Regions from separate parts of the Homo sapiens genome. Here region 1 is linked to region 2. A link is an interaction called in ENCODE POLR2A ChIA-PET data of the cell type or tissue named here. Cell type or tissue: MCF 10A. All regions are shown on one strand. Links, peaks and the distances in the headings refer to the core of each region. The heading gives the core; the rest is flanking DNA. Region 1 overlaps PIK3CB (phosphatidylinositol-4,5-bisphosphate 3-kinase catalytic subunit beta). Region 2 has its middle 28 kb from the start of PIK3CB.

Evidence for each region. Peaks named below come from ENCODE experiments on the same cell type or tissue, not always from the same donor. Only the 100,000 strongest peaks of a DNase experiment are listed, where the experiment ranks them.
Region 1: POLR2A ChIA-PET joins it to region 2 with 11 read pairs; 7 of 35 experiments call an interaction of 5 or more read pairs at or near these places.

Annotation. Positions count from the first base shown.
Region 1 is chr3:138,771,847-138,777,222 of GRCh38, forward strand. All of the region lies in intron 2 of PIK3CB (phosphatidylinositol-4,5-bisphosphate 3-kinase catalytic subunit beta), which reads right to left. Among named protein-coding and RNA genes, the nearest start is that of PIK3CB, 60 kb to the right of the region's middle. In MCF 10A, for the core only: no CTCF peak of the experiment used is centred there; a DNase peak (open chromatin) is centred at 2,855.
Region 2 is chr3:138,860,710-138,866,085 of GRCh38, forward strand. No RefSeq gene overlaps it. Among named protein-coding and RNA genes, the nearest start is that of PIK3CB, 28 kb to the left of the region's middle. RefSeq lists enhancers at 2,060-2,601, 2,678-2,972. In MCF 10A, for the core only: no CTCF peak of the experiment used is centred there; DNase peaks (open chromatin) are centred at 2,422 and 2,852.

The DNA.
Region 1 (5,376 bases), core at 91-5,090, 89 kb before region 2:
AGAAGGTGGAGGCTACAGTGAACCCTGTTTGCAGAACTGCACTCCAGCACGGGCAACAGAGCAAGACTCAGTCTCAAAAAAAAAAAAAAAAAAATTTGCAAATAGGCACTGAGCCTTGAATAACTTGGTAATTCCAGTTCTGGAATGTACCTATTTACAAACCTGAATACAGAAAAAGTTTCATGTATAAAGCAAAATATATAAAAATGAAAAATTTAAAAAAATAACAGACCCACCTGATGGCATCCACTTGGTGCACTCATTTAAAATCATGTTTATCAAGAATATGTGGCAATGTTTAGAAATAACATGAAAAAAATCCAAATATAAACTAATATACACATTAGAATTAGAACTGTGTTTAAAGTTAAAAGAAAAAACTGCAAGTATAACCTAATGCGCGGCAATTAAGGGTGGAAGGAAAGACACTCATACAGTTCAAAAGTAACTATAAAATAAATGTTTCTTTTATTCAACGTGCCTTTAATGATGGCATACAGTTTATACACTCTTTTAAAGTTCTATTGTTCCAGACACTTTGAGTGGGTCCAAAGGAAGGACTTAGGTTAGAACTTAGCAATTTATTCTGTATTTTTAAAAATTATTTTATTTTATTTATTTATTTTTTTGAGACAGGGTCTTACTCTGTTGCCCAGGCTGGAATGCAGTGGCACGATCATGGTTCCCTGCAGCCTTGACCTCCCAGGCTCCAGCAATTCTCCCACCTCAGCCTCCTGAGTAGCTAGGACTGTAAGCACACACCACCACACCCACATCATTCTTTTGATTTTTTTTTTTTTTTTTTACTAGAGACAAGGTTTCGCTACATATTCCCCAGGCTGAGCTTGAACTCCTGAGCTCAAGCAATCCTCCTACCTCGGTCTCTCAAAGTTTTGGGATTACAAGCATTAGCCAAAGCACCCGGCTATTTATTCTCTTTTTTTTTTTTTTTTTTTTGAGATGGAGTCTTGCTCTGTTGCCCAGGCTAGAATGCGGTGGTGTGATCTTGGCTCACTGCAACCTCAGCCTCCCAGGTTCAAGTGATTCTCCTGCCTCAACCTCCCAAGTAGCTGGGACTACAGTTGCCTGCCACCGTGCCTGGCTACTTTTTTTGTATTTTTAGTAGAGATGAGTTTTTGCCATGTTGGTAAGGCTGGTCTCGAACTCCTAACGTCAAGAGATCCACCTGCCTTGGCCTCCCAAAGTGCTGGGATTACAGGCCCAGCTATTTATTCTTAATATGTATGTGTTCATTAGTATTTCTAAACCACAGCCCAGGCACGGTGGCTCACGCCTGTAATCCCAGCACTTTGGGAGGCTGAGGTGGGCGAATCACTTGAGGTCAGGAGTTCAAGACCAGCCTGGCCAACATGGTGAAACCTTCTCTACTAAAAATACAAAAATTAGTTAGGCGTGTTGTCAGGCGCCCACCTACTTGGGAGGCTGAGGCAGGAGAATCACTTTAACCTGGGAGGCAGAGGTTGCAGTGAGTTGAGATCACGCCACTACACTCCAGCCTGGGCGATAGAGTGAGTGAGATACTGTCAAAGAAAAAAAAAAGTATAAAGATAAATTTAGACATATAATCCATAACACTGGTATTTCAGTGGAGAGGGAGGACATTATTGGTATTATTTCATCAAACTAAAAGGGCTGATGAAAAAAATTTAATAAAAGTCATATCACTCTATTATTCCAAAATATACAGCTAGCCTCTTTAAAATATGCCATTTTAAGTTACTTAATACAGTCCTTGAAATGGAAAAAAAATTTAAAAATTAAATGGTCTTCTTCCAAACACATAATTTTTTATTAAGCAATGCTAATAAAACTCTTCAGATTTCTAGTTTTTAGTCTACCTTCCTCTTTTCTAATCTAAATGTTCGACCGTGTTTACCCCTAACATCAACAAGATAAGTTATTCCAAATGGATATATGTATTTCCAGGAGAAATGTATTTCATCCCCACAGTCTTCTCTCCTCACCCTCTCCACCCCTTGCTGAAACCCATTCAAGTGAACAGTATTTGGGACATGGGAACTATCATTAAGTGTTAAGCTATTCCAATCACTGTTTGACAATAACCACGTTTTAAGGTAAAAATGATTATTTCCCTAAATAGATAAAATTAATAGGACAAAGACTACCAAAGACCAATATCTACTACATTAACATAGAGACCTTCTCTAGCCTTTGAAGATATAACTAAGGGAATTCTCCTACATTACAGGAGAGCATTTTCTGTTTTTAAACACTTTTGCTAATAACGCATAAACAAAAATACCCAACATGTAATTGTACAGTTCAATGAATTTTTGGAAAGCAAATACCTATTGCAAAGCAAACCACTATCCAGGTTAAGACAAAGAACACTGCCAGCATCTCAGGAGACTCCTTGTTTGTCTCTTTCAGATAGCAACCCTCTCCCAAACCTCCTACCACCATCTGACTTCTTTTGTAAGAGGTGGGGGTTGTTTTGTTTTTTAATCACTTTAGGTAACAGTATGGGAGCAAAGCAAATATCCAAATAATTGTGGCTCACTGGATACACTTTTGCACCTATCATTCAAGTATATATTTTAGACAAAAGTTTCATTGTCTAGATGACTGCTTCTGTTTCTCACTCCAATGAGTGGCAATGGGTCCAATAGACTAACTGAGGTGGGTGCTTTTGAATGTCAACAAATCTTCCTTCTAGAAATGGTATCCAATCAATTCTGGTTCTTGTTTACAAGTACCATCATGACAATCAGGAATGACTGTTTGTGTAGCAGAGTACCCACATGTAATTGCAATGAGAGTGAGTCATGAGCCAAATTGTACAAGTGTGTGGTGGTGCTGGTGAGTAACTAACCAACAGCTCTCACATCTAGGAACTGAACCAGTGCCAGAAAGCCATCTGGATAGCAAACAGTAACATGAGAAGAATTTTAAATAGCTTACAGCTGTAGAAAATGCACTATTCCAGGCTTTGAATTCTTTTAGTTATTTCTGTCTGCTGTCATTTTGAAAATAAGTCATAATATGTAAAAATTAAAAGAGCATCCAATAAAGGCTGGCATTTATCCCAAGTAATTTCAGGATTACTCCTTTGCATGATGGTTTAAGTTTGGTCTGGCAAGTACTTATCATTTGTTTGTCTGTTTTAAACCTTTTCCTTGGAGACCAATTTTCTTCCTAAGCTATCCACCCATGAATGACAAAATGCTTCTGTGTGTAGCTTTCATTTCTCCCTCACTATGGACTGTAAATTGAGAGGGAAAAGACTAAGAAAAACTGAAGAAGTATCTGTCCTTGATGCCAAGTCTTCTTTCACTGGTTATTCTCTCTAGAGGACACAGAGAGTCCAGAGAGGCAGGCTGATAATGTCATCTCAGTGCTAGGCCTTGATCAAAAAGAGGAAGAGAAGAAAACTGCAGAGGGACAAAGTGGGAAAACAACTGAATTTCAAGGAAATGAATATTTAATAAGTACTTATTCTGTTTAAGATACCATATCACACACTTGATTGGGAGATGAGGTAATTACAAAACAAAACGAAGCAATTTGCAATCCAGCCTGTACCAGAGCAGTTAGGTCTAGTGAGAGACTAGCGGAGGCATGTCTGTTCTCTGAATGATTGCAGTGTTTTTTACCTCGACCTCCCAGAGCCTCAACCAGAAGGGATGAGGATGGAATACTGGAAAAGGGAAATACAGAGTACCCGCCTGAACTTCTTAAGGTGTGGGACTGCAGTGTCTGGGGATCAGGCTATGTCATCTAAAAAGTTGAGGCAGCACCACAATGTTGCTGTCATGAAACCCCCTCACTGCCTCACTGCCCCAGCCTATGACCTGTGCATAATGGGATGAGTACTGGGAGTTACATGGTTTGGAATATAATAATTAATCACATGTTACTATGTCTAAGATCCCAAAAGATCTGAAATCTTTATCTGTTATGCATTAACAGGACAGCTTTTGGATACTGTCCTGTATTTAAGTTATAACATCACCCTATAAGCTAATAAATTATATTTCGTTTCAAAACCCTCAAATATAGCATTCTTTTAAATTAAAAAGCATACATTGGCCAGCCGCGGTGGCTCACACCTGTAATCCCAGCACTTTGGGAGGCTGAGGTGGGTGGATCACCTGAGGTCAGGAGTTGAAGACCAGCCTGGCCAACATGGTGAAACCCAGTCTCTACTAAAAATACAAAAATTAGCCGGGCGTGGTGGCGTGTGCCTGTAATCCCAGCGACTCAGGAGGCTGAGGCAGGAGGATCACCTGAACCCCGGAGGCAAAGGTTGCACTGAGTGGAGATTGCACCATTGCACTCCAGCCTGGGCGATAAGAGCAAAACTCCATCTCAACAAAAAAAAAGAAAGAAAGAAAAATGACATTAGTATCCATTTCATACCATTAGTATAACAGTTAATAATTTAAAATGTTTCCTGACTGAACGTAGCTACTAAAACCAACCCATACCTTTTTCTTCTGGAAACTATGGGAATACTCTCAAGGGATTAAAAATGTTTTGGATAAAACATTAGCAAGGAAAGAAAGCTTTAAGAATCTAAGGCCGGGAGTGGTGGCTTATGCCTGTAATTCGAGTACTGTGAGAGGGCGAGGCAGAGGATCCCTTGAGGCCAGAAGTTCGAAACCAGCCTGGGCAACTTGACAAAACCCTGCCTCTACAAAAAAATACAAAAAATACAAAAATTAGCTGGGCGTGGTAGCACACACCTGTAGTCCCAGCTACTCAGGAAGCTGAGGGACGATCGCCTGAGCCTGGGAGGCAGACATTGCCGTGAGCTGTGATTGTGGTACTGCATTCCAGCCTGGGCGACAGAGTGAGACCCTGTCTCAAAAAACAAACAAACAAACAAACAAACAAACAAAACCCCAGCATGGGCAACATGGTAAAACCCTGTCTTTACCAAAAACACACCAGGCATGATGGCATGCACTTGTGGTCCCAGCTACTTGGGAGGCTGAGGTAGGAGGATCACTTGAGCCTGGGAAGCGGACATTGCAGTGAGCTGAGATCATGCTACTGCACTCCATTGTTGGTGACAGAGTGAGACTCTACCTCAAAAAAAAAAAAAAAAAAAAAGAATCTAAATAATCTAACAAAGTATTGAAAAGTAGCTTAAAAAAATTGTGATTACACGATCAACAGCACTGCTGTCACAACCTGGGATGATTTTAAAACATGGCCACAAAATTATTTTACATCACTCCTGCACCTACTGGTGCTGCCTGCCAAGGCTGTGGGCAAAGTCATCTCCAAGCTGAGCAGGAAGGTCACTGGCATAGCCTTCTATGCCCCCACCACCAATGTGTCCCTCATGGACCTGACCTGCCATCTGGAGAGACCTGCCAAATGTGATGA
Region 2 (5,376 bases), core at 197-5,196:
AAATAAGACAAGGTCTCTCTATTTTGCTGAGGCTGGTCTTGAATTCCTGGGCTCAAGCCATCCTCCTGCCTTGGGCTTCCCAAATGTTGGGATTACAGGTATGAGCCAACACTCCTGGCCAGAGAAACTTTTGGGATTGGTGAATGTCAACCAGGACAAGAGGACCTGAAGCCCTGGGTAGCACTCTTCAAAGAACAAAGAGGAAGGGAACTTTTCTCCCTCCCAGAGTGATAGAGCTGAACCCAGGAAGGTAAGAGGAACAGCTGGAGCCATGAAAGGGATACTTAGGGGCCATTGGCAGAAGCCAGTGCTAGGGAAGCAGCTAGGATAAGCAGATGCAGCCTAGCATCCAACATTGGTAGCAGCCAACAGGCAGGATTGCTGATGCCCAAACTTGGAGCTGGATGCTTTCCCCTAAAACCCCTAAGAAGGGAGAAGTCAGGGAAGAAGTGTAAGGAAGCCCAGCCCAGCCCCAGCCTTTGGATGCTGTGAATAAAAGGACCAGCTCTTACCAGGACACTTCAGGTTTCTTGCAAATCTCTAACTTCCTTAAAGCTAGCTATTTTCATTACTCCTTATTTCCCTGCAGCTCAACTATTAAAAGGAATAGGAGCTGTACATGGTGGCTCACACCTGTAATCCCAGTTACTCCAGAGTCTGAGGTGGGAGGATCGCTTGAGCCCAGGAGTTCAAGGCTGCGATAAGCTATGATCACGCCACTGCACTCCGGCCTGGGAGCAGAGTGAGACTGTGTGTCTAAAATAATAATAATAAATAAATAAAATGAATAAGGTTTAAGCACAGAAAGAAGGAAGTGCAAAGGGGGTTGGTAATTTATTCAAAAGCTGGTCTGGGGAGGAGGAGCTGCCCTTGATGGTATAGGGGGTATGTTGGCTGTGAGGCCTTTGGCAGCACCCTGGGGAGCCTGTGAGGAGAGAGAGGGTTCACAGGCTCCATCCCAGTTGAGAGGTGAAAGCTGGATGGGGCCACAGTGTGGGTGAGAGCTCTGACATGGACAGCTCAGAGTAGCACCTCAGGGAATACTTGGATTTTTTTTTTTTTTTTAACTGTTTTGCTTTGTAGTCAGAGAGGTATAGGACCAGATTGCTGTGGGAAGAGGGAACTGTAGGAAGTAGTTCTGCCCCTGCCCCCACCCCCAGGCTCCCACAGTTCTCTCTGCTACCTCTGCCATCACTGTACACTCATTGCCTGTTCTATCTTGGTATCCCCCACCAGACCGTGAGTGTCCCGGGAGCAGGCACTGTGTCTGATTCACCTCCTTCTGCCTCACAATGTGGCCCAGCATGGGGCTTGACACTTGGAAGTTTCTCAAAGAGTTACTTGTTGAATGAATGAACAAATGAATGCTTTCTCTGAACTGCCCTGAACTCTAGATGAGATTTACAAAGAAGGGAAGCCCTGCTTACAGTTCTCTGCTCCTTATACCCGCTTCCTAAAGGCGTTCGTGTGCCTCTAGGACTCAAGGAGGCTCCCGCCTCAGCCTCCCCAGCAGCTGGGACTACAGAGGCACCCCACTGTGCCTGACTTCATTTATATACATTTTCCCGGTGATTTTCTGGAGTCTATATCCTTCATCAGATTTTCCAAGGGGTGTCTGTCCCCTCAAAAGAATGATTGTCATTATTTGAAAGACTAGTTCCAGACAGATATTTTATACAAATTTTCCCAGCATTGACATCCCTGAACCAAACTGTTTTTCTTCCCAACATTACTGTTTTCTTCCTTTCTGTCGAGTTTGTTGTTTTGTAATATCAGAATCTCCAGCTCACCTGAGTAAATGGTAACAAGGTGCCACCACCTTTGAATTCTCCCAGAATCCACCCCACCCTCCGTCAGAGCCACTGCCAAGGCACTCTTACTGATTTCTCCCACACTGCTGGCTCATTGCAAGTGGGAAGACAGCATGTGGAGTGGGTGTGCGGCTTATTAAAGTGAGAACTCAGGGTCAGGGCAGAACCAGGAAGAGAGCAGTGAGATATCCTGCTACCTAATCCAATTCTCCTTTTTGTGCATTTAGCACCCTCCCCTCCGCCTGCATAACAATGGAAGGAAAGAGGAAGTGGGAAAAAAGAAAGTCATGTAATTGAGTTAGAAGAGGTAATGACCAAGACCCTGGAGCAGAGGGAAAGCGGGTTACAAAAGGTGGGTTAAAGAAATCACAAGAGTATGAAGAGCTGGGAAATTACTAACAAATATTTGCTTGTGTGGGAAAGCAAAAAAGTAAAAACTTCAGTGCTGAATTGGGGCGCTGAGCCACCAGGGAAATTTGAGATTGGCATCAAGGACCGTGTTGAAGCAGGGTGGGCGGAGAAGGAGGGAAAACTACCAGCCAGCTGAGATTTTGCAGCTAGGCTGTGGCCTGATACCGAGTATCGATGCCGCAAGGGAGGGATGAGTCAGTCCTAGCACGTCCAAGTTTAGAATAATAGACTGTTTGCCACTGGGAAGGCAAACACCTTTCCTGTGAGAGGGCTTGCTGACAGTTCCAATGTCCAAAGTCCAATGCCGACCCAGAAAACTGAGGAGGCCCTGGCCCCTGCAGGAAGGGCTCATTTACATGGAGACTGAGTAAAGTGCTGTCTTAAACCCTCCTTCCTTCCCCCACTGGGAGGTTTCAGCCAGATATGCCACCCTTTGTAGGATTTCATAGGGTTGTCTAAAGCCAGGGTTGGCACAGAGCAGAAGCCACAGGGCTAAGTACCAGATTATAATTGTCAATGTCACACCTTACTGCAGAAGCCAGGGAAGGGAGCTAGGAAACTGAAGAGCTTTCTTGGTTATGGGCGGGGCTGTAAATGCAGAGTGTGCCCTGGTGACTCATGGGAGACAGTGAGAAACACTGTGGGGATCTGGTCAACCGGGTACTGATTCCTTTGAGGAAGGTATACTCCACATGCCAACCTGATACTCATGGCTAGTGAAGAGATGGCAGGATTGGGTTGCATCAGCCAGCCTAACTCGACTTGGAAACACAGAAAATAACCCAGAGCAGGTCTCAAGCACTGTGTAACTTTATTAGTTCATAGTGGCTGAACAGCCATGTTTAGGGCCTCTCAGAAGAAAGAGTTTCATCTTTGGGAAGAAATTTGTGTTGGGTGATTTTGTTCATATAATTTTGTGTTTTTTGTTTTGTTTTGGTGTTTGAGACAGGGCCTCACTCTCTCACACAGGCTGGAGTGCAGTGGCACCATCTTAGCTCACTGCAACCTCTACCTTCCTGCCTCAAGCGATCCTCCTACTTCAGCCTCCTGCATAGCTGGGACTACAGGCACGTATCACTCAACCCAGCTAATTTTTTTTTTTTCGAGATGCAGTCTTGCTCTGTCACCCAGGCTGGAGAGCAATGGCACTATCTTGGCTCACTGTAACCCCCGCCTCCCAGTCTCTGCCTCCTGAGTAGCTGGGATTACAGGCTCCTGCCACCACCCCCGGCTCAGCTAATTATTTCTTTCTTTCTTTTTTCTGAGATGAAGTTTCACTCTTGTTGCCCAGGCTGGAGTGCAATGGCACGATCTCAGCTCACTGCAATGTCTGCTTCTGGGGTTCAAGCAATTCTCCTGCCTCAGCCTCTCTAGTAGCTGGGATTACAGGCATCCGCCACCATGCCCAGCTAATTTTTTGTATTTTTAGTAGAGATGGGGTTTCTCCATGTTGGTCAGGCTGATCTCCAACTCCCGACCTCAGGCGATCTGCCCGCCTTGGCCTCCCAAAGTGCTGGGATTACAGGCGTGAGCCACTGCGCCCGGCCTGGCTCGGCTAATTTGCATATTTTTAGTAGAGATGGGTTTTCACCATGTTGGTCAGACTGGTCTTGAACTCCTGACCTCAAGTGATCCGCTCTCCTCGGCCTCCCAAAGTACTGGGATTACAAGCGAGAGCCACGGCGCCCCAGCCTGGCTAATTTTTAAAGGTTTTTGTAGAGATGGGATCTCCCTGTGTTCTCCAGGCTGGTCCCCAACTCCTGGGCTCAAGCAATCCTCCCACTTCAGGCTCCCAAAGTGCTGGAATTACAGGAATGAGCCACTGTGCCTGGCTTTATTTTCCTTACTGTTTAAACAACTTTTCTCTGCAATATATTTTTTCCTGTGCTGGTAGTTGGGACCATGGTAAGTCTTGCCTAGCCAAGAGGTCTCTTTGCCTGAATTTCATCACAGGTAAAGAGAAGGCTGTGAGTTCTCTTTTGTATAAACAGCAATGCTACTTTCCTTCTATATGTGCATACCATTTTTTTTTTTTTTTTTTTTGAGACGGAGTCTGGCTCTGTCACCCAGACTGGAGTGCAGTGGCGCGATCTTGGCTCACCGCAACCTCCACCTCCTGGGTTCAAGCGATTCTGCTGCCTCAGCCTCCTGAGTAGCTGGGTTACAGGTGCCCACCACCATGCCTGGCTAATTTTTGTATTTTAGTAGAGACAGGGTTTCACCATGTTGGCCAGGCTGGTCTTGAACTCCTGACATCAGGTGATCTGCCTGCCTTGGCTTCCCAAAGTGCTGGGATTGTGCACACCTATTTTAACAAAATAGAAATAACATCAAACTAGCCCCAAATGTAGTGCTGTAAACTACAACTATTTAACTTGCCATTCTGTGTCGGCATCAATTTGGGCTGGGCTCAACTGGGCATTTCTTTTGCCATTATAAACTAAGGTCATTCTGCTGTCTTCTGGTGCTGGATATGGAGTGGGTGGTGTTCAGCATACTATCTGGGCAGCTGGGTACCAAAAACAGGAAGAGGGCTGGGCACAGTGGCTTAGAACTGTAATCCAAGCACTTTGGGAGACTGAGGCAGGAGGATTGCTTGAGCCCAGGAGTTGGAGACCAGCCTAGGCAACATGGTGAAACCCCATTCCCACAAAAAAAAAAAAAAGAGAAAAGAAATGAAATGAAAATAATTAGCATGGTGGCATGTGCCTGTAGTCCCAGCTACTCAGGAAGCTGAGGCAGGAAGATTGCTTGAGGCCAGGAGTTTGAGGCTGCAGTGAGCTGTGATCCTGCCACTGCATTCCAGCCTGGGCAATAGAACAAGACCCTATCTCGAAAAATTTAAAAAATAGGCCAGGTACAGTAGCTTACACCTATAATCCCAGCACTTTGGGAGGCCGAGATGGGAGGTCACTTGAGGTCAGGAATTTGAGACTAACCTGGCCAACATGGTGAAACTTGTTGAAACATGTCTCTACTAAAAATACAAAATAATTACCTGGGCATGGTGGTGCATGCCTATAATCCCAGCTACCTGGGAGGCTGAGGCACAAGTATTGCTTGAACCTTGGAGGCAGAGGTTGCAGTGAGCCTAGATCATGCCACTGCACTCCAGCCTGGGTGACAGAACAAGACTCTGTCTCAAAAAAACAAA